4 separate regions of the Homo sapiens genome follow, and regions 2, 3 and 4 are each linked to region 1. Evidence: read pairs that join two places in POLR2A ChIA-PET (ENCODE). Cell type or tissue: GM12878. All regions are shown on one strand.

Evidence for each region. ChIA-PET counts read pairs that join two places held together with the same protein. Peaks named below come from ENCODE experiments on the same cell type or tissue, not always from the same donor. Only the 100,000 strongest peaks of a DNase experiment are listed, where the experiment ranks them.
Region 2: POLR2A ChIA-PET joins it to region 1 with 5 read pairs; 2 of 35 experiments call an interaction of 5 or more read pairs at or near these places.
Region 3: POLR2A ChIA-PET joins it to region 1 with 5 read pairs; 2 of 35 experiments call an interaction of 5 or more read pairs at or near these places.
Region 4: POLR2A ChIA-PET joins it to region 1 with 6 read pairs; 4 of 35 experiments call an interaction of 5 or more read pairs at or near these places.

What each region holds. Positions count from the first base shown.
Region 1 is chr3:122,079,473-122,084,472 of GRCh38, reverse strand. All of the region lies in intron 1 of CD86 (CD86 molecule), which reads right to left. Among named protein-coding and RNA genes, the nearest start is that of CD86, 27 kb to the right of the region's middle. RefSeq lists enhancers at 2,570-2,619, 2,640-2,789, 2,820-2,909. In GM12878, no CTCF peak of the experiment used is centred here; a DNase peak (open chromatin) is centred at 2,726; H3K4me3 peaks cover 3,124 bases; H3K27ac peaks cover 3,668 bases.
Region 2 is chr3:122,262,717-122,267,716 of GRCh38, reverse strand. All of the region lies in intron 4 of CASR (calcium sensing receptor), which reads right to left. Among named protein-coding and RNA genes, the nearest start is that of CSTA, 60 kb to the left of the region's middle. RefSeq lists a silencer at 2,529-2,630. In GM12878, a CTCF peak has its summit at 1,461; no DNase peak of the experiment used is centred here; H3K27ac peaks cover 2,638 bases.
Region 3 is chr3:122,344,087-122,349,086 of GRCh38, reverse strand. No RefSeq gene overlaps it. Among named protein-coding and RNA genes, the nearest start is that of CSTA, 21 kb to the right of the region's middle. In GM12878, no CTCF peak of the experiment used is centred here; no DNase peak of the experiment used is centred here.
Region 4 is chr3:122,027,823-122,032,822 of GRCh38, reverse strand. It overlaps a transcript of ILDR1 not described here. Among named protein-coding and RNA genes, the nearest start is that of ILDR1, 8.1 kb to the right of the region's middle. RefSeq lists enhancers at 1,403-1,622, 2,093-2,212, 2,453-2,522. In GM12878, no CTCF peak of the experiment used is centred here; DNase peaks (open chromatin) are centred at 1,832 and 2,262; H3K4me3 peaks cover 1,408 bases; H3K27ac peaks cover 2,996 bases.

The sequences.
Region 1 (5,000 bases):
GAACACTGCTATGTCTATTGTAAATTATTATCTATGGCTGCTTTTGCAGTGCAATGGAAGAGTTGAACAGCTATGATGGAGACTGCATGGCCTGCAAAGCTGAAAACATTTTCTATGTGGCCTTTCATAGAAAAAACTGCTTGACTCCTGCTCTAGATCAGCACTGTCCAGTAAGAATATAAAACAGGCCAGGTGTGGTGGCTCATGCTTGTAATCCCAGCACTTTGGGAGGCCGAGGTGGGCAGATTACCTGAGGTCAGGAGTTTGAGACCAGCCTGGCCATTATGGGGAAACCCCGTCTCTACTAAAAATACAAAAATTAGCTGGGCATAGTGGCGGGCACCTGTAATTTCAGCTACTCAGGAGGCTGAGGCAGGAGAATCACTTGAACCTGGGAGGCAGAGCTTGCGATGAGCAGAGATCTCGCCACTGCACTCCAGCCTGGGCAACAGAGTAAGACTCCATCTCAGAAAAAAAGAATACAATACAAGCCACAATTACAAGCCACAGATATAATTTGAAAACTTGTAGTAGTCACATTAAAGAAATTAAAAAGAAATAGGTGACATTAATTTTAATGACATTTTATGTTATCTGATGTATGTGAAATATTATAATCTCAACATGTAATCAGAATACAAATTATTAACGAATATTTTAAATTTTTTGGTGGCACCAAATCTTCAATAATCATGTGGGTGTTTTATAGTTATAGCACATCTCAATTAGGACTGGCTGCATTTCAGGTAACCAGTGGCTACCAAACTGGACAGTGCATCTCCAGATCAGCCCATCCATCAGCTTAATAACATCAGGTGATATCAATTGATGGCATGAGGAACAGAAAAATCAGCCAAGGCCCGCTCAAATTCCTGACCCCAAACATTGTGAGAGAGGGTAAAGGATTCATTGTTCTAAGCTGCTAAGTTTGGAGACAGTTTGTAACATACCAAGAGGCAAACAGAACAGATTGAATAGGTAGGTGCTAAGTAGGTGAAGGGCTTGGGAGTTGACAGGAAGAGTTCTCGGCAAAGGGAACAGCATATGCAAAGGCGCTGAGGCAGGAGGGCACGTGAGAGAAGGTACGAGGAGGTCCCTGTGGCCAAAATGAAGAGACAGGTGAAAGACAAGGCTGAAGAGGTGAGCAGGGGCCAGATCACACGTGTGTTATTGGTCAGTTAAAGATTTCAGTCTTTATATGTGAACCACCAAAGAAATTAGAGCTGAGACTGATATCATCAGATTTGCATTTTGAAAAGATGACCATGGTTTCTGTGTAGCAAATGGATGATAGGGAAGCCAGGACAGATGCAGGAAGACCAATCAGTTGGCTACTGCAATTGTTTGAGTGAAAGAAGATGGCTGTTTGGTCTGGGATAGTAGCAGGTGAAGTAAGGGAAAAGTGGATAGATCAAGAAATATTTAGAATTATAATTAACAGGATATGGTGATAGATCAATATGGGAAATGAGGACAAAGTATTGTTTGATTTATTCATTTATTCATTTGACTCAGCAACTGCATCATTCTTGTCTAAAAGACTGATCCCACAGTGGATGCTACAAGACTCTGTGTTTCACTATTTCACTTTTATGTATTTAGTAAAACTACTAATAAAAGCAACAGAAATCAAACTTATGCTGTGCAGATGGCACAAAATGAGACAGATAGCTCAAAAATGAGTTAGCTGAATTAACATTCATAAAGCCTGAAAAGAGAGACTAATACTAACATGATGAATCTCCTGAGGGTAAGTGTAAGAATCTGTACTTCAGTTTTGAAATAACAACTGTGTAAGAGGAAGAAGTGGACACAGGAGAAATAGTCTATCCATAGTAAACATAAAAATCACATAAGTGTTAGTGTGGTATGGCTAAGTAAATTTCATCCAATCCTAGTGTAGGATTCATTCACTGAACTCTGTGCTAATCAGACCACATCGCTTGTGGTATCACGTTCTGTGAGGTCAGTTATACTTGAATGACACTGACAAATTCGGTTTATCAAGGGGAAGGGCAGCAAGGTTCACTAGTGAATAATGAAATTATGTCAAATGAAGAACAACTAAAAGGACTAGGGTAATGAACCTGAAGAAGAAAAGATTGCAAGTATATGCTGGGTGTCTGCAAATATGTAAGGGCCCTTCCATGGGAGGATACATACACTGTTGCTGAAGGGCAAGTAGTTCCAATAACTAAAAGTTACAGGGAGCCAGATTTCAGTTCCAGATGATGGAAAACTTTTAATAGAGAGCTACAAGCAATGACTGGATTTTCTTGTGAGGTGATAAGCTCCCTGTCACAAGTACTATTCAAACCAAAGTGGGGGTGATAACACAGAAGAGACATTTTAGGAGCGAATCTCGAATTGAGTAAGTGGTTGAACTCATAACTTTTCAGTTCACCTCTAAGATTCTCATTACATTTCCAGGAATAAGGAGAAATAAAGGAGAACATCTGGACACTCCATCGCTCTCACCCTGAGTCAGTTCCTCTCATTTTTAACACAGTAGACAATATGGTACATTTAAAGGATCCCTGTCTGGGTAGAGTCTGCTGAGCTGGCTACAAGTGATCCAGGGCTTCAGAAGACATGGAGAACAGCAAGCACTCCTACAGCTTGGAAGGGTGGTGTAAAGGTGGTAATAGTTGAGCTGAGCTTTGACAGGTGAGTCAGACTTGGTCTCAGAACTGTACCCTGCATGTTAGAACTTGCACGAGTTGATTTCTGTTATAGCAGATGAAGTTCCACCCTGTATTGGTTTTAAGTAATTAAGTCCACTCATTCTGATACTCCCACTTATGAGGGCTGTTAGCCTGGGCCACTGCACTGTTTAACAGTCTTCCTCTGAGAAACGCTGTCTTCCTTTAACAATAACAATGGTTAATTTCCTAGAACTCAACGTGGTAGCTATCGTCCTCTGTCCTTGAAAGGCTTTGCAAGCTTCCAATAATTCTTCCCTAGACAGATTCCTGATAATATATAACCCTGCATCCGAGGCATCTGTTTAATGGGTCTCAAAGAACTGATGCTTCCGAAAGAACCACTTTTTAGTGTTGATTGAGTTTCACTGGATAAATATTTCAGCCATATTTTTGATACACACATAACATCAAGTATAACCTTTTTGATGCTTTTCATTGGTATATATTCTTTGACGACTTTCTGAGACACAATCAAATAACAGTTTTTAAGGACACATGGAAATGGAGGAGTGACCATGGAATTTTTACAGGACAGTAAGAAAAGCTGACTGGCCTGCAGCAGAGGTTGTCTTTGGATAAATAATGGGAGATTAGTTTCTATAAGTAAAGCAAGGAGCAAGATAGCCTAATAGGGCATGGAAAGTCAAATAAGGAATTCATATTTAATTTAACAGAAAATTGGAAGTTTGGAATTAATAGTTTGGGAGCAGAAAAATGGTGTAATGACAGCTTAAAGAAAATAAGCCTGTCAAGAGGTGACGGCTGGTATCAGGGTGATCAAGAAAGCCAGTATTACAGGCTCGTCGACTTGAGATGGTGAGCCTGAAGCAGTAAAGAGGCAGTCGGCATGATGAGGAAGGGATGGGTGTGAGGGCTGCCTCGATGGAACATGAACACTTCTTGGTGTCTGGTGGACAGAGGACATGACTGGAGGTGGAGACGTCCTCCATCCTGAGCTCTGTTTTCCTCAAGCTCCCACCAGCCATGTCTCCTTCTAGCTTAGGCTGGATTTTATGTCTGACTTGGTTTCCAGTCTCTCCTTGGAGCAAATCCCCCTTATTCCCCATTTGTGGAGATTTTTCTGACCGAATGCTTGTTTTCTTTCGTGAGTTGTTCTTTCTGAAACTCATTTGAGAGCACAGTGTTTCCATACAGACATGAGGAGAGCTGCATCAAGGATGAGTAGGTGCAGAGAAGAAATGTCTTCGCAGATTTAGAAGGAGCAGAGGGTGCTTTTATCCACCTTCCAATATTGTAGGCAACTGAAATATTAAAATGAAGAATGCGTTCCCCTCACTGGCCTAGAAGAAGGAGCATAGCATGGCGATAGCATTTAGCTTTTCCGGTCCCCCAAGAGCAAATCTGTGTACAAGACACGCCTAGTTCTCCGAGTTGTATCTAGAATCGAAACTTTCTGAATCAAGGCACACCCTATTTCAAACTATTGATGAATTTGAGAACGATTTTTTTTCCTTTTTGCCAAAAAGGTAAGGATCATGCAAAGTTTCACAGTGCTTCTTCTAGTCTGTGCTCATCCACTCGAGGGCTCTGACTGTCAGGTATGAGGCTCATAGAACTCACTAAAAGGGAGCCATGCCCATCCTGGTCCCCTAAGGTAGCCTGATTCTTGTTTTCTCAGAAACAGCATCATGGTCAAAGAGAGGAAGCCAACATTTCAGGGCCACAACTTGAGGGGCCTTCTCTCCCCATACTGTGCACCAGTCCTACCCTGCTGCTTGGAATTCCCACATTACTCATTCCTTGGGCTAAGGCATTTTTTGAAAGCCCCTGTTAAAATGCAAATGCTAGCTGGAAGGAAGAGGGTTTTTTTTGTTTGTTTTTAAGCCATTAGGCATTAGGTTCAAGTTAATTTATCTAAAAAGGACATGGAACTTAGAAAGGAATCATATCCGTCCATGAATAAAGGAGGACCGATAGGGAACGAGATGCTTCCCGGTGTTGAGGTCTCAGGGCCGTGATGGGGAGGTGGAAAGTGCTGAAGACACACTTTTCTTCCTCCACACATATTCAAAATGGCGCCTATTTCCCAAACCTCAGCCCGAGTGTAAGCCAATGTACAGTTCGGAAACAGCACTGTATAGGAGAAGAGAGGAGAGATAAGGGCCAGTAAAGGGCTGTGTGCCCAGCCTATGGCCCTGTCCTTTCTCCCACCCCACAAATACTCTTACCTGCCTGGCCATGAAAGGTGGATTGCCAGCACTAGAATGGACTGTGGAAAAATGCCCAGGGACCTCTCTGCCACTCTCTGTGCTTGCTTTTGCTCTAGTTTTATCT
Region 2 (5,000 bases), 180 kb before region 1:
GTATATGCTTGGTAACTACCACTGCCACCTTCCCAAAAGGTTCTGTGGTGTCCCTGAAAGTCAACCTCTACCCACTTGCAGCCTTAGGCCACCACTGATCTGCTTTCTTTCTGTCAGTAGAGACAGAGTATCGCATAAATGAAATCATACACTATGTACTATTTTTTTTTAGTCAGTATTCTTTTGCTTAGCAGGACATTTTGTGACCTTTCCTCCAAGGAGTAGATCCTTCTCCGTATCCACAAATTTTATCTACCCTTCAAGACTCGTCTCAAATGATATTTTTTTTTCCTTACTTCAAATCCTAACCTGAATTGTATTGTACTATGTCCTCACAGCAGGTATATAAATAAAATCACATGAGTGTGGAATATTTTCTACTCAAAATTTGTACGTTATCCACTTATAATCAATAAATTATTATGCTTACCAAGTCATATCTCTAAGTCACCTCTTTAAACATCTTTAATATTTCTTTTGGCAGGCTGACTTGCAAGTTTTGCATTTGGGCGTTTTATTTTCTGCATAATATCTTGCCTTTAATTCACATAACAGGGAAGATGGAGATGAAAACCATTTCACTCCTAAGAGCAATGACAGGGAATCTTTAAATTGATAATGATTGATCCACAAAAAAAGCAACATAAGTTAGAAGATAATTTAGATATCTGCCCGAGAGAGAACACTCTTTTTATTATTTATTTATTTATTTTGAGACGGAGTCTCGCTCTGTTGCCCAGGCTGGAGTGCAGTGGTGCGATCTTGGCTCACTGCAATTTATGCTTTCTAGGTTCAAGCAATTCTCCTGCCTCAGCCTCCTGAGCAGCTGGGACTACAGGTGCCTGCCACCACACCCGGCTAATTTTTTGTATTTTTAGTAGAGACAGGGTTTCACCACGTTACCCAGGCTGGTCTCGAACTTCTGACCTCATGATCCACCCACTGTGGCCTCCCAAAGTGTTGAGACTATAGGTGTGAGCCACTGCCCCTGGCTTCTTTTGCTTTTAAAAAGGAACTGACAGTTCCTTTTAAAATGAAATATAAAATTTTACTTGAGATTATTATCCAATATTATATGCTTCCAAATTATTTATTTTATTTGGGGAGTAATATGAGGAAAAAGAATAAACGAAGGGGAAGAGAAACAAAAAAAGCTAGTAGAAAGATCCAAACATAGGAGTACTGCTTGAACCTGGGAGGCGGAGTTTGCAGTGAGCCAAGATCGGGCCGCTGCATTCCAGCCTGGGTGACAGAGCAAGACTCTGCCTCAAAAAAACAAAACACAAACAAACAAAAAGATCTGAACATAGAACATAACATACAGACACAAAGAGACTTACAGGCTCACAAAGAAAACACCACCAAGAAAGACACATAGATCTAAAAGAGGGGCAAATACAGGACATGCATGCACTTAGAAGCTAACATACTCTTTTATGCCATAATATTCCCATCTTGTGGTCTTTTAGGGTATTTCCCCTAAAAGATTTTAAAGTCAAACGGTTGCTCATTATAAGCATAAATGGAAATCACCTCTTGGCACACATTCTTAGTAGCGTCAATTGAATTAAACTGAACATTAGAGACTAGAAACCCCCCCACTCTGGTCTAGGACTTCCAGCTCTTATACAGATAATGAGGGCCAGGTCACACAGATAATGAACAAGATAATGAAGTTCATTATCTTGCCCAGTTCCTGTGGTAAGAGCATGGGGAAGATCCAGGCCCAATTCCCTTCTCTAACGCCAGCCATGTTTTCTTATCTCCCTTCCATCTTCTCTGGCTGTCCTCACAATTTATCCCCCATTCCCCAACTTCCAGCAGTACCAGGAATTCCTAGAAAGATCAGCTCCATCTGACTTCCATCTTCACCATGGCTGCACGCCTGTTTTCTGACTAGTGAGTGTTGGTGTGAGGTGCAGGAGAGTAGGAAGCACACCTTGTGCATGATCATCCTGAGAGAAGAAAGAAGGTGATTTCATACTTACATGATGTTCCACTCAAACTTGATAGTGGGCACGTGACCAAAGCTTGTCCAAACAGAGCCTAGAATACCTTGGCCACAGTGATTGATTCAAGAATGGGTTGTTGGCTCAAACGGTTCCCTGCAAAGGCCTATAGGTAGTGTTGACAGGTCAAATCAACTAGACTGCTATTCACTCATTCATTCATTCAATGAATATTCCAGCGACAGGCATTCTGAACATAGTACTGAACAATACAGGCATGGTTCTGGATCTTATGAAGCTTAGAGTACAGCAAAGGAGTAGTGAAGAGAGAGCTGGGAAGGGATGTGAGGAGGGCTTGGGGGTCTCCAAGAAGAGGTCAGGAGGCAATTGTGAGTTGTATGCTCATAAATCACCTGCTAGTGCTACTTTTGAGGCATATGAGTTGACTGATAAATATTTTTTTGGGGAGAAAGAAAGGAAAAAAATTGTGATTGACCCTTATAACCAGAATTTTAACTAATAAGTGTCTATTTCAGTCAATTAAAGAGCTGTGGAAGCTTAAGCTGGGTATATAAACATCAAAAATGAGGAAGCGAGAATGATCAGAAAATGTGTTGTGGGAATACGATTTGAAAAGACTTCCAGGGGAAAGTGGATTTTGAAAACAATTTAAATGTTCCTGGTGGAAAATGACAGCAGAGATAAAAATTGATGGCCCTTCTGGTGTGGGCTATGGCCTATGCAAAGATGCTGTGCCAAAAACTAATGAGTGATTTGTGAGGAGGTGTCATGCAGGTTGGCTTATAGGGGAAGAACTGAGAGAAGGCAGACATGGAGTTCCAGCTGGAGACTTGGATTAGATTATAGGTGATAAGTTTCCATATAGATCTTAATATTGAGAATGAATGAATAATTGCTAGTTGATTTCCTGATGAAGATATAGGTCTTAATAATGAGAATGAATAATTGCTAGTTCATCTCCTGGCCAAGACCTCAAATTCTGGAACGCCCATCCAACAGCCTGGGTTCCTGAGGCTCAAAGGAGACTCACACCAAGCACTCAGGACATTTTGGCCAATTTCCCATGTCATTCCTCCCTAGAGTTCTGATCCCATTTTCCTATCTGTGCTGTCTCCTGGGGAGATTTTTCCAGACCATGTAAGAGTCAGGAGAACATATCTTTACCTGGGCCATGGTTGGGTGAAGTGTCTGTGTAGTGGACATTTTGAATGTTGGCTGCTTTGCTTCTATTTCTTCCTCCTTTTGGTAATGGCATCCTGACTTCCCACTGGAGATTCACTCCCCCCTTACTCTAAGTCTATGTAGTCTGGAGGACTGCTAGCATCAGGGATGGATCCATGACTTAGGAATGGTCAATAAATGTGGTTTCTGGAACTTTTACAGGATATCTTGGGAAGTAAGGAGATCCTAGCTTCAAGCTGCTACAGAAGCTGAAAATTGCTAACCCTGGGGAATGAAGAACAGAAAGATGAGATGAAAATACCTAGCTGTACCTGGAACACTTCTGAGATTTTTAGTGACATGACCCACTCACTACATTTCCTCTTTTTTTGTTTATGCCAATTTGGTTAGGGCTTTCTATTACACAACTAAAAGTCCCAGTTGTGACTGTAGCCTGTCATGGCTTTTTTTTTTTTCTCACAGGTCCAAGGTCTGGTCTTGACCATCTGTATTTTATTTCCTTATCTGGAAGAGGAGCCATTGAAGAGTAGAACTGCCAAGTTTCCCCCTTGAAGCCTGTTTTTCCTTCAACCCTACTCTTGTCTTGCAGTTTTTTCAAGAACTGAGGTCCTCCTTGCATTGGACGTGAGAGGTAAGAAAGAAAAGACAATAGTAACAACCACCTAGAAGATTGCTCCCTTACTCCTCCTACTTAAAACCCCATACCTTAGCATCATCACTCCTGAAGACTTTAGAGTGCCTGACCTTTATTACAGCACCTCTATCTTGGCAAGGTAGGGGTTCCGTGTGAAGAAAGAAGCTCTGAGTACCCCACAGAAGTTAGAAACTTTAGCCAACAGTGATGGTTGGGTAAGAGGTTCCCATATAAGAAGGGCTGAGAACTTGAAGATTCTGGCCTATTTGACCAACTTAGACAGTCACTCCTTGTCTTTCATGAGAATCTCTACAGTGACTGATACAAGTTGTGTGCTTTTTGCTTCTTGGTATCCTTCCCAAAGGGTTTGTGGTGGTTGGGTTCTGTATACAAAGGTGTTCTAGTTATCATTTTTACCTAATTCATGGATTAATTAGAGCTGTACTGAAATCCTACTATAATAATCACACATCTGTTTAGAGCTTGAAAGTTTACAAATTGCTTTTACATATATCATGTCATTTAATGTCATGAACCTAAGTCAAAAGAACATTGAGTGGAAAGTAAGCTAGACATTAAGTCTGTGTCACAGATGGAGACACTGTGACTTACAGCCATGGTTTGCCTAAGATCACACAGCTAGGAAATGGGGGAGCTGGAGGCTGGCACATTCCATTCAAATTCAGGAATTCCCGCCCTCTCCACTGTCATGCAATCTCTCTGATAGGTCAGTTTGGAACTAAGGAAAATACAAAAGGAGTGTGAAACATGGTCTGATTGAAAAAAATAAGGCACATATGCAAGACCCGAACAGCTATTTAGGATATAAGCTCTTGAAATGAAAAAGATTATGATGTCTCTCCTGTGTGTAATTCAAAAATACAAAACAAGGCTAAACAAGTGTGGGAACTCCTCTTAAGTTCTGATTTTTTCTATGATAACCACTTCAGTGCTTCTTTTTGAAACACTCAATATCAAATCTTTTTACAAAGAGTTTTTGTTTTCTGTGTCTTTGATTTGCTTTTGTCCTAAGCTGTGCTTAGCTGACCTGCTGGGTGGCTTGGTATAGGCTGTCAGTAATGTAATGGCAAAAGTGGTGGCTAAACACAATAATACTAGCTTTATGCCACTTAGTATATGGAATGTAATAGGTACTCAAAAAATACTTCTTACTCACAAGGGAACAATATTGATAATTTAGACATTAGAAAAAT
Region 3 (5,000 bases), 260 kb before region 1:
AGTGGCATTAATGGGGTGATGAGCAGAGTGCAGAGCCCAGAGGGAGACTTTAGAGCAGGGGTGTCCAATCTTTTGGCTTCCCTGGCCACATTGGTAGAAGAATTGTCTTGGGCCCCACATAAAAGACACTAACTCTAATGATGGCTGATGAGCTAAAAAAAAACACAAAACTCATAATGTTTTAAGAAAGTTTACGAATTTGTGTTGGGCTGCATTCAAAGCCGTCCTGGGTGCCTGTGGGTTGCGGGTTGGACAAGCTTGCTTTACAACATCTTTTTTTTTTTTTTTTTTTTAGAGACAGGATCTTGCTCTCTCACTCAGGCTGGAGTGCAGTGGTGCAATCATAGCTCATTGCAACCTCAAAATCCTGTGCTCAAGCAATCCTCCTGCCTCAGCCTCACAAGTAGCTACAGGTGCATACCACCACACCAGGTTCGAGCAATTTTTTTTTTCTTTTTTTTTTGGGATAGAGTCTCACTCTGTAGCCAGGCTGGAGTGCAGTGGTGCAATCTTGGCTTACTGCAACCTCTGCCTCCTGGGTTCAAGCGGTTCTCCTGCCTCAGCCTCTCGAGTAGCGGGACTACAGGCGCACGCTACGACGTCCAGCTAATTTTTGTATTTTTAGTAGAGACAGGGTTTCACCATGTTGGCCATGATGGTCTCTATTCTTGACCTCATGATCCTCCCACCTTGGCCTCCCAAAGTGCTGAGATTACAGGCGTGAGCGACTGCACCTGGCCCCGGCTCGAGCATGTTTAAGACAAGTTTTCTCTTCACTTTGCCTCTCTCATTCTCTCCTTTTCCTTTACTCTCCCCTCCACTTCCTCTTCCTCTCTCCTTCCCTAACAATTTAGCCCCAAATCCATTAAGTAGGGCCAAGGAGAGCAGATATTGGTTTTGGATGGTCTGAAACTAGATGTTGGAGTTGGCTTCTCCATGGGTAGGTGCCCACCCACCATGGTGGAGCATAGCTGGCATGGAGAGGGCAGGTATTTACATAGGGGGATAGTGGCAGTGGTCCAGGACAGGATATAAGAGACTGAGCATTGGGGGGCAGATGAGGGGGTGAGGACGGTGGAGGTGGGAGTCACAAGGGTAGGCGACAGGAGCAAGGATGGAAGACTTTACAAATACGTAGAAATTAAACAGCATACTCCTAAATAATCAATGGGTCACAGAAGAAATCAAGAAAAAATCAAAAGGAAAATTAGAAAGTACTTTGACATGAATGAAAATAAACAACATACCAAAACTTATGGAATGCAGCTAAAGCAATGCTTAGAGGGAAATTTATAGCTGTCAACACTTATGCCAAAAAAGATAATATCAAATCAATAACCTAACCTTTTACCTTAAGACACAGAAAATAGAAGATCAAAGTCAACCCAAAGCAAGCAGAGGGAAAGAAATAATAAAGATTAGAGTAGAAATTAATAAAATAGAGAATAGAAAAACACTACAGAATATTATTGAAATAAAAGTTGTTTTTTCGAAAAGATGAACAAAGTTGACAAACCTACAGGTAGACTAAGAGCAAAAAGAGAATACTCAAATTACTAGAATCAGAAATGAAAGGTGAGACATTAATATTGATGTTACAGAAATGAAAGGATTATGAAGGAATACTATGAACAATTGTATGCCAATAATAGATAACATAGATAAAATGAACAATTCCTAGAATAACACATACTACCAAAACTGACTCAAGAAGAAACAGTGAACCTAAATAGACCTATAATAAGTTTGGATATTGAATTAGTAATAAAAAAAGTTCCCACAGAGAAAAGCCCAGGCCCAGATGGCTTCACTGCTGAATTCTACTAAAGGTTTAAAGAAGGCTGGGCACAGTGGCTCACACCGGTAATACTAGCATTTTGGGAGGCCAAGGTGGGTGGATCACTTGAGGTCAGGAGTTTGAGACCAGACTGACCAACATGGTGAAACCCTGTCTGTACTGAAAAAATATAAAAATTAGCCCAGAGTGGTAGTGAGCACCTGTAATCCCAGCTACTTAAGAGGTTGAGGCAGGAAAATCACTTGAACCCAGGAGATGGAGGTTGCAGTGAGCCAAGATTGGCCAGTGCGCTCCAGCCTGGGCAACAGAGTGAGACCATTTCTCAAAAAAAAAAAAAAAAAAAAAAAGGTTTAAAGAAGAATTAATACCAATTCACCAATTCTACCAAAACCAGACAAAGGTGTCACAAGAAAACTATAGACAGGGTGGACATGGTGGCTCATGCCTGTAATCCCAATGCTTTGGGAGGCAAAGGAGGGTGGATCACCTGAGGTCAGGAATTCGAGACCAGGTTGGCCAAGATGGTGAAACCCTGTCTCTACTAAAATACAAAAATTAGCCGGGCGTGGTGGTGCATGACTGTAGTCCCAACTCCCGACTACTCAGGAGCTTAAGGCAGGAGAATCGCTTGAACCTGAGAGACAGAGGTTGCAGTGAGCCAAGATTGTGCCACTGCACTCCAGCCTGGGTGACAGAGCAAAACGCTGTCTCAACAACAACAACAACAAGAAAACTGTAGACCAATATCTCTTATGAATATAAATGCAAAAATCCTCAACAAAATTCTAGCAAACTGAATGTAGCACGTCTAAAAATAATTATATACCATGACCATACGGGGTTTATTCCAGAAATGCAAAGTTGGTTTCATATAAAAAATCAATATAATATACTATATCGATAGAGTAAAAAACAAAACCACATCACTGTTTCAACAGATGCAGAAAGAGCATGTAATAAAATCCAATGTCCTTTCATAATAAAAATGAGCTAGAAGGAAACTTTCTTTTTTTGAAACAGGGTCTCACTTTGTCACTGGAGTGCAGTGGCATAATCTTGGCTCACTGCAGCCTCAACCTCTGGGTTCAAGTGATTCTCTGGCCTCAGCTCCCCAAGTAGCTGGGACTACGGGCGTGTATTACCATGCCCAGATAATTTTTGTATTTTTCGTAGATACAGGATTTCACCATGTTACCCAGGCTGGTCTCTAACTCCTGAGCTCAAGTGATCTACCCACCTCGGCCTCCCAAAGTGCTAAGGTTACAGGTGTGAGCCACCACGCTTAGCCTTGAAGTAAACTTTCTTAACTTAATACAAGGCATCTATGAAAACTCCACAGCTAACTTTTTACTAAAGGATAAAAAAATTATATGTTTTCCTCCTAAGATCAGGAACAAGACAAGGATGCCTGCTCTCATCACTTCTATTCAGTTTTATATTGAAGTTTCTCACCAGTGCAATTATGCAAGAAAAAAAAAGTATCCAGGTTAGAAAGGGGGAAATAAAACTGCCTCTATTTGCAATGATATGGTCTTGTATATAGAAAATTCTAAAGAATCCACCAATACACAAGGTCATCAAGGTTAAAAAATATAAAATCAATGTACAAAAATCAATTGTATTTCTATAAACTTGCAATACATAAGCCAAAAAATCTCATTTATAATAGCATCAATAAGAACAAAATATTTGGGAATGAATTTAACAAAAAAAGTACAAAATATATACTCTGAAAACTAAAAACAATTGTTGAAAGAAATACAGATAGAAATAATTGGGAAAACATCTTATGTTCATGGATCAGAGGCTTAATATTGTTAAGATGGCAGTATTACCCAAACTTATCTACAGATTCAGCATAATCTCTATGAAAATCCTAGCTGACTTCTTTGTAGAAATTTATAAGCTGATTCTAAAATTCATGTGGAAGTTCAAAGAATTCAGAAGAGCCAAAAAACTCTTGAAAAGGAAGAGCAAAGTTGGAAGGACTCACACTTCACAATTGTAAAACTTATTACAAGGCAACAGTAATCAAAAAAGTGTAGTACTGACAAAAGGATAGATATATAGATTAATGGAATAAAATTGAGAGTTGAGAAATTAACTCGTGCCTGTGATCAACTGATTTTCAACAAGGGTGCCAAGATAATTCGATGGGGTAAAGAAATCTTTTCAACCAATGGTGCTAAGATAACTAGATAGCCACATGCAAAAGAATGAAGTTGGACACTTACCTCACACCATATACAAAAATTAACTCAAAAGGGACAAACGACCTAAATGTAAGAGCTAAAGCTACATATCACTTAGAAGAAAACAGGGGAGTAAATCACTATGAGTTTGGATTTGGCAAAGGATCCTTAGTTATGATACCAAGAGCATGAGGAGCAAAAAGATAAATAGATAATTTGGACTTCATTAAAATTAAAAACTTTTGTGCTTCAGAGAATGCCATCAAGAGATTGAAAAGATAACCACAAAATGAGAAGAAAGTATTTGCAAATCATATATCAGATAAGGGGCCTGTATTCAGAATATATGCTGTGGTTTGAATATTTGACTCCTTCAAAACTGATGTTGAAACTTAATCCCCAATGTGGTACTATTGAGAGGTGGGGCCCTTAAAAGATGATGGAATAATAAGGGCTCTGCCCTCATGAATGGCTTAATCCATTCATGGATTAATGGATTAATGGGTTATCATGGGAGTGGGGCGGGTGGCTTTGTAAGAAGAGGAAGAGAGACCTGATCTATCATGCTCAGCCCCCTCGCCATGTGATGATGCTTGTGCTGCCTCAGGACAGGACTCTGCAGAGAGTCGCCACCTGCAAGAAGGCTCTCACCAGATGTGGTCCCTCAACTTTGCACTTCTTTTTTTTTGAGACAGGGTTTCACACTTGTTGCCCAGGCTGGAGTGCAATGGCACGATCTTAGCTCACTGCAACCTCTGCCTCCTGGGTTCAAGTGATTCTCCTGCCTCAGCCTCCCAAATAGCTGGGATTACAGGCATGCACCACCACTCCTGGCTAATTTTTTGTATTTAGTAGAGATGGAATTTCACCATGTTAGTCAAACTGGTCTCAAACTCCTGACCTCAGGTGATCCACCCACCTCGGCCTCCCAAAGTGCTGGGATTACAGGCATGTGCCACTGTGCCTGGCCCTCAGCTTTGGACTTCTCAGCCTCCATAACTGTAATAAAT
Region 4 (5,000 bases), 52 kb after region 1:
TATTGGCAGAAATTCTTGGTTCCTCAGATGGGAGTGAGCCATCCTTTCTCACCATGTGGACTTTCCATAGTACTGCTTGAGCATTCTCATGACATGGCAAATGACTTTTCCCAGAGTGGACAAGGAAGAAGCTATAGTACCTTTTATGACCTAGGCCTGGAGGTAATACACTACCACTTCTGCTATTCTATGTACTAGAAGCAAGTCACTAAGTCCAGCCCACACTTGAGGGTCATGGATTTAGTCTCCTCCTTTTCAAGGGAGGAGGGTTGAAGAATTTATGGACATATCTTAAGATCACCATACATATCCTATGACCAAACAATTTTACCCTGAACTATAGAAGCAAAAATGGATGGATGGGTGACCCTCAAAACAATGTAACATGTCAAAGAATGTTTATAGCATCATTATTCATAATAGCCAATTAGCAGAAATCAAATGTCTGTCAATAATAGAATGGATAAACACATTGCAGTATATTCTAATACAATGGAATACTATTCAGAAATGAAAACAAACTACAAATACATGCAAAACACAGAAGAATCTCACCAACATATTAAGCAAAAGAGATAAACCCCCAGAATGTGTACTACATTGTTGTTTTATATAAATGTTAAAAGGAGGCAAAGCCAATCTAAAATATAAGAAGTCAAAATGGTGGTTACCTTTGGGGAGAAGCAAGGAGGGAATAATTAAGCAGGGTTACAAGAGAGTTACAAGAGGGAGCTTCTGTTCTATATTTTGTCCTGAGTGGTGGTTGCAAAGGTATATTTACATTGTGATGGCTCATTCAGCCATGCATTACTGATTTGTACATATTTCAGAATTGCCTTATACTTCAATTTTAAAAAATTGTTAAGATATCAAGGAAATAAACAGTACTCATCCAGCAAGAAAGAAAACAAGTATGTGTGCAATTTGGCATGAAAGTAGCCAGTGTGTAATGTCTGCTTTAGACCCAGGGTTGGTGTCCTATTGCATTTGGGCTGCTATAAAAAACTACTATAGACTGGATGGTTTATAAACAACAGAAATTTGTTTCTCATAGTTCTGAAGGCTGTGAAGTCCAAGATCAAGATTCTGGCAGATTCAATGTCTGGTGAGGACAGACTTCCTGGTTCATAGATGGCTATCTTCTCTCTGAGTTCTTACATGGCAGAAATGGTCAGAGAGTTTTTTGGGGGTCTCTCTTATAAGGGCACTAATCCCATTCATGAGGGCTCCAACCTCATGACCTAATCACTTCCCAAAGATCCCATCTCCAAATACCATCACCTTGGGGACTAGGTTTCAACATATGAATTTGGGGGCACAGAAATATTCAGTCTCTAGCAGTTGATAAATGTAATCTGTGGCAGGCCTCAAAGCATATAGTTGTGGTAGACTTTGGTGGTAAGCATCAGTCTATTCCCACAAAGTCTGAGTTGTAGAATGTTGGTTCTGAAAAGAACTTCTGGATCATTTGGTCCAGTGATTTTTCAAACTGACCTCCCTGGCAGAGACAACCCCTTAGGTACTCCACAGGATGTCAGAAATTCTCAGAACACAGTGTGAAAACTACTGATCTAGTTAACTCCCTGGTGCTACAAATAAAGAAACTAATATTTAGAGAGACTGTTACTTATTTAGAGTTATGCAGCTACTTGTGGCAATGTCCGGAGATTCATTCCCATCTGAATGTAATATCACATGTTATGCTGTTCTGGTGGAGAAGGAAGAAAGGGGAAATGTTACACATCTCAGGGCCATGAGCTTTGGAGTAGATACTCTCCTAGTCTGTCACTCTAGGCGACGAAAAAGAGAAAGTTAGCAAAGAGAAGCTGAGATAGAAAACATGTTAGAAAGTGTTCCATTTAGGGGCTGCCCTGGGGAATGCCCTATTTTGTCACCAAGATGCAAGACATTCTCTCATTCAACTCATGCTTTAACTAGCTTCTCAGCTCTGGCTGCAGATTAGAACCACCTGGGAACTTTAATAAGCTACTGCTTCCTGGGCCTCCCCAAATACTAATTGAAACAGACTTTCTGGAGTGAGCTGGAAAGAATAGGATATTTTGATCCTCATTGAGCTTAACCGAGATGTATGTGGACTGACCTCATAATTTCAGAGTAGTTCTGACTCTGAACATCAAACTGAGCCTTGCCAGAAGAGTAAGAAACACTTAGAGAGAGAGAGAGAGAGAGAGAGAGAGAAAAACCCTTGCCTCTTTGTTCTGGGACTGAGCTCACAGAGATAATGAAAGGGAAACCATTAAAACCATCCATAGTTGGCTGCAGAGTGGTGGCATGATTCAGCAGAAGGAATTCACATCCACCAATCACAGCCTCTTGCATTTTGGTCAAGAAGAGGTGGCAAAGAGATGGGGGAATGTGGGGACAGTGGCAAGTGGCAATGACAGGGAAGGGGAGAAGCATGTGGCTGAGTGGTATTGTGTCTGTTTCCATACTGATTAATAATTTTCTCTCTCTCCCTCCCCTCCCCCTGCTTCATGTTGTCAAAGGAGGTGGTGGCAAACTTCAGACACTCTACCTTTGTTGCTATGACTTGAGGACTTGAACCTCTTCTCTGCGGCTCTAGTCCTAGGAATGCAGCCCCCATTTGTCCTTGGTTTCTCCCCTTATAATAAAATGTTGAAAGAATTAGATTCTTAGGCTGTGCATGGCAAGTGCAATTAAAGTTCCTTGGTTTTATAAGTGGCTTTTGGCAGACCATGGAGTCTACACTTCTACTTAGAATGGGTGGATCCTAGCAAGACTTTTCTCTGAGAGAGGTCACCCTTAAAGATACTTTAGTTCTCCATTCCTTTTTCCAGCTAAGGGAGCCTGACATCTTCCTAACCTGGATTCTTCTCCCCTCCCCTTTGAAGTGTAGAATGCCAGAAGTGAAAAGAACCAAAGAGATTATTACATCCAGTTTCCATTTTGTAGATTAAAAACACACTTGAACAAAAGTGATTTATGTAAGGTTACCCAGTATGTCAGGGGAAATGTCAAGGCACAAACATACTTGGTTTAATTCTATAGTAAAAGGTCACTAGTTTTTGTCTTTAAAATATTTATAATGATAAAATATGCCAAAGATACATAAAACTACATAAAATAATAGGCACCATCTATCTTATATCACCTAAATTTAAATGATTTTGCATGTCTAGTGTGTTTCATATGTTTGTAAAAAAATAAAATGTTAAGGATTCAGCTAAAGCACCCGCTAATCCATCTCTCTCCTCTCTCCCTCCTCAGGAGTAACAACATTTAAGACTGGTGAGTCCCATTCCCCTAAATATATATATATATATATATATTTTTTTTAGACGGAGTGTCACCTGTTGCCCAGGCTGGAGTGCAGTGGCTGGATCTCGGCTCACTGCAAACTCCGCTACCTTGGTTAAAGCGATTTTCCTGCCTCAGCCTCCTGAGTAGTTGGGATTACAGGTGTGCACCACCACGCCTGGCTAATTTTTGTATTTTTAGTAGAAACGGGGTTTCACCATGTTGGCCAGGCCGTTCATGAACTCCTGACCTCAAGTGATCCACCCACCTCTGCCTCCCAAAGTGCTGGGATTACAGGCATGAGCCACCACACCCGGCCCCCCTGTATATTTTTATACTTTGTTCTACATACATATGTATCTTCCATAATACTATACGATATTGTTTTGTGTCTTAATTAGCATAATGCTTTAGTCTTTTACAGCTTCTTTATTCACACAACATTATATTTTTAATATTCACCCATGTTGTAAATCTAGTTAATCCACTTTAACAGCTGCATATTATCTCACTCGTGAATAAACACCACTCTGTTTGTCTATTATTCCTCCATTGTAAAGTTGTTCCCAAGTTTTGCACAAATCGCTTTGCAATGAACATCCTTGCACAGGTACCTGTGTCCAAGAATGAGTTTCTATAGAGTAAAGACCTTGAAGGGAAATTACAGGGTCCTAGGATATATACACCTTTAATTCTACAAGATATTGTCAAATTGTTCAACAAAGTGGTTGACTCAATTTACACTTCTCACATGTTTGCCAATACTTAGCTAGCTCAGACTTTCACATTTTAACCAATTTGATGGATATGAAATACCATTTGTTGTTTTGGTTTCCATTGTCCTGATTACCGGTACAAGTTGAGTGTCTTCTAATGTTTAATAGTGAATCAGATTGCTTCTTATGTGAATTACATGTTTATCTGCCTTAGCAGAGGGTTGTCTTCTACTGATTTTTAAGGAGTTCTTTATATATTTCCAATTATAACTTTTTTGCCTTTTTCATGCACAGCAAATATCTTTTCCTAGTTTGTGACTTTTAAAAAAATTTTATGTAGTCTTTTGGTTATAGAACTTTTTAATTTAATATAGTTGAATGAGAATAACAAACTGTTTTTCCTTTCACACAATACTTCACTTCTGACACAAGATATGAGGGTATTTTTTCCATACCAAGCAGTTTTCCTCCTTTTTTTTTTTTTTTTTTTTTGAGATGGAGTCTCGCTCTGTTGCCCAGGCTGGAGTGCAGTGGTGCGATCGCGGCTCACTGCAAGCTCCACCTCCCGGGTTCACGCCATTCTCCTGCCTCAGCCTCCTGAGTAGCTGGGACTACAGGCGCCCGCCACCACGCCCAGCTAATTTTTTTTTTTTTCCGTATTTTTAGTAGAGACAGGGTTTCACCATGTTAGCCAGGATGCTCTCGATCTCCTGACCTAGTGATCTGCCCGCCTTGGCCTCCCAAAGTGATGGGATTACAGGCGTGAGCCACCGCGCCCGGCCAGTTTTCCACTTCTTGGTGGACATCAAGTGAACATCCTACAATTTTACTCAATTCTAATACAATTACCTGGAGATAGCATCAGATCCCAAAGATTAAGGGTTCAGCCCCATGAGACTGTCCCTTCCAATTTCAGATGCTAATTGCGAGTCAAGGTTATCACCTATGTCTCTGACCGTCTGGCTATAAATTGGAGGTACTCACAACCCCCTTGTCAGGTTCAAT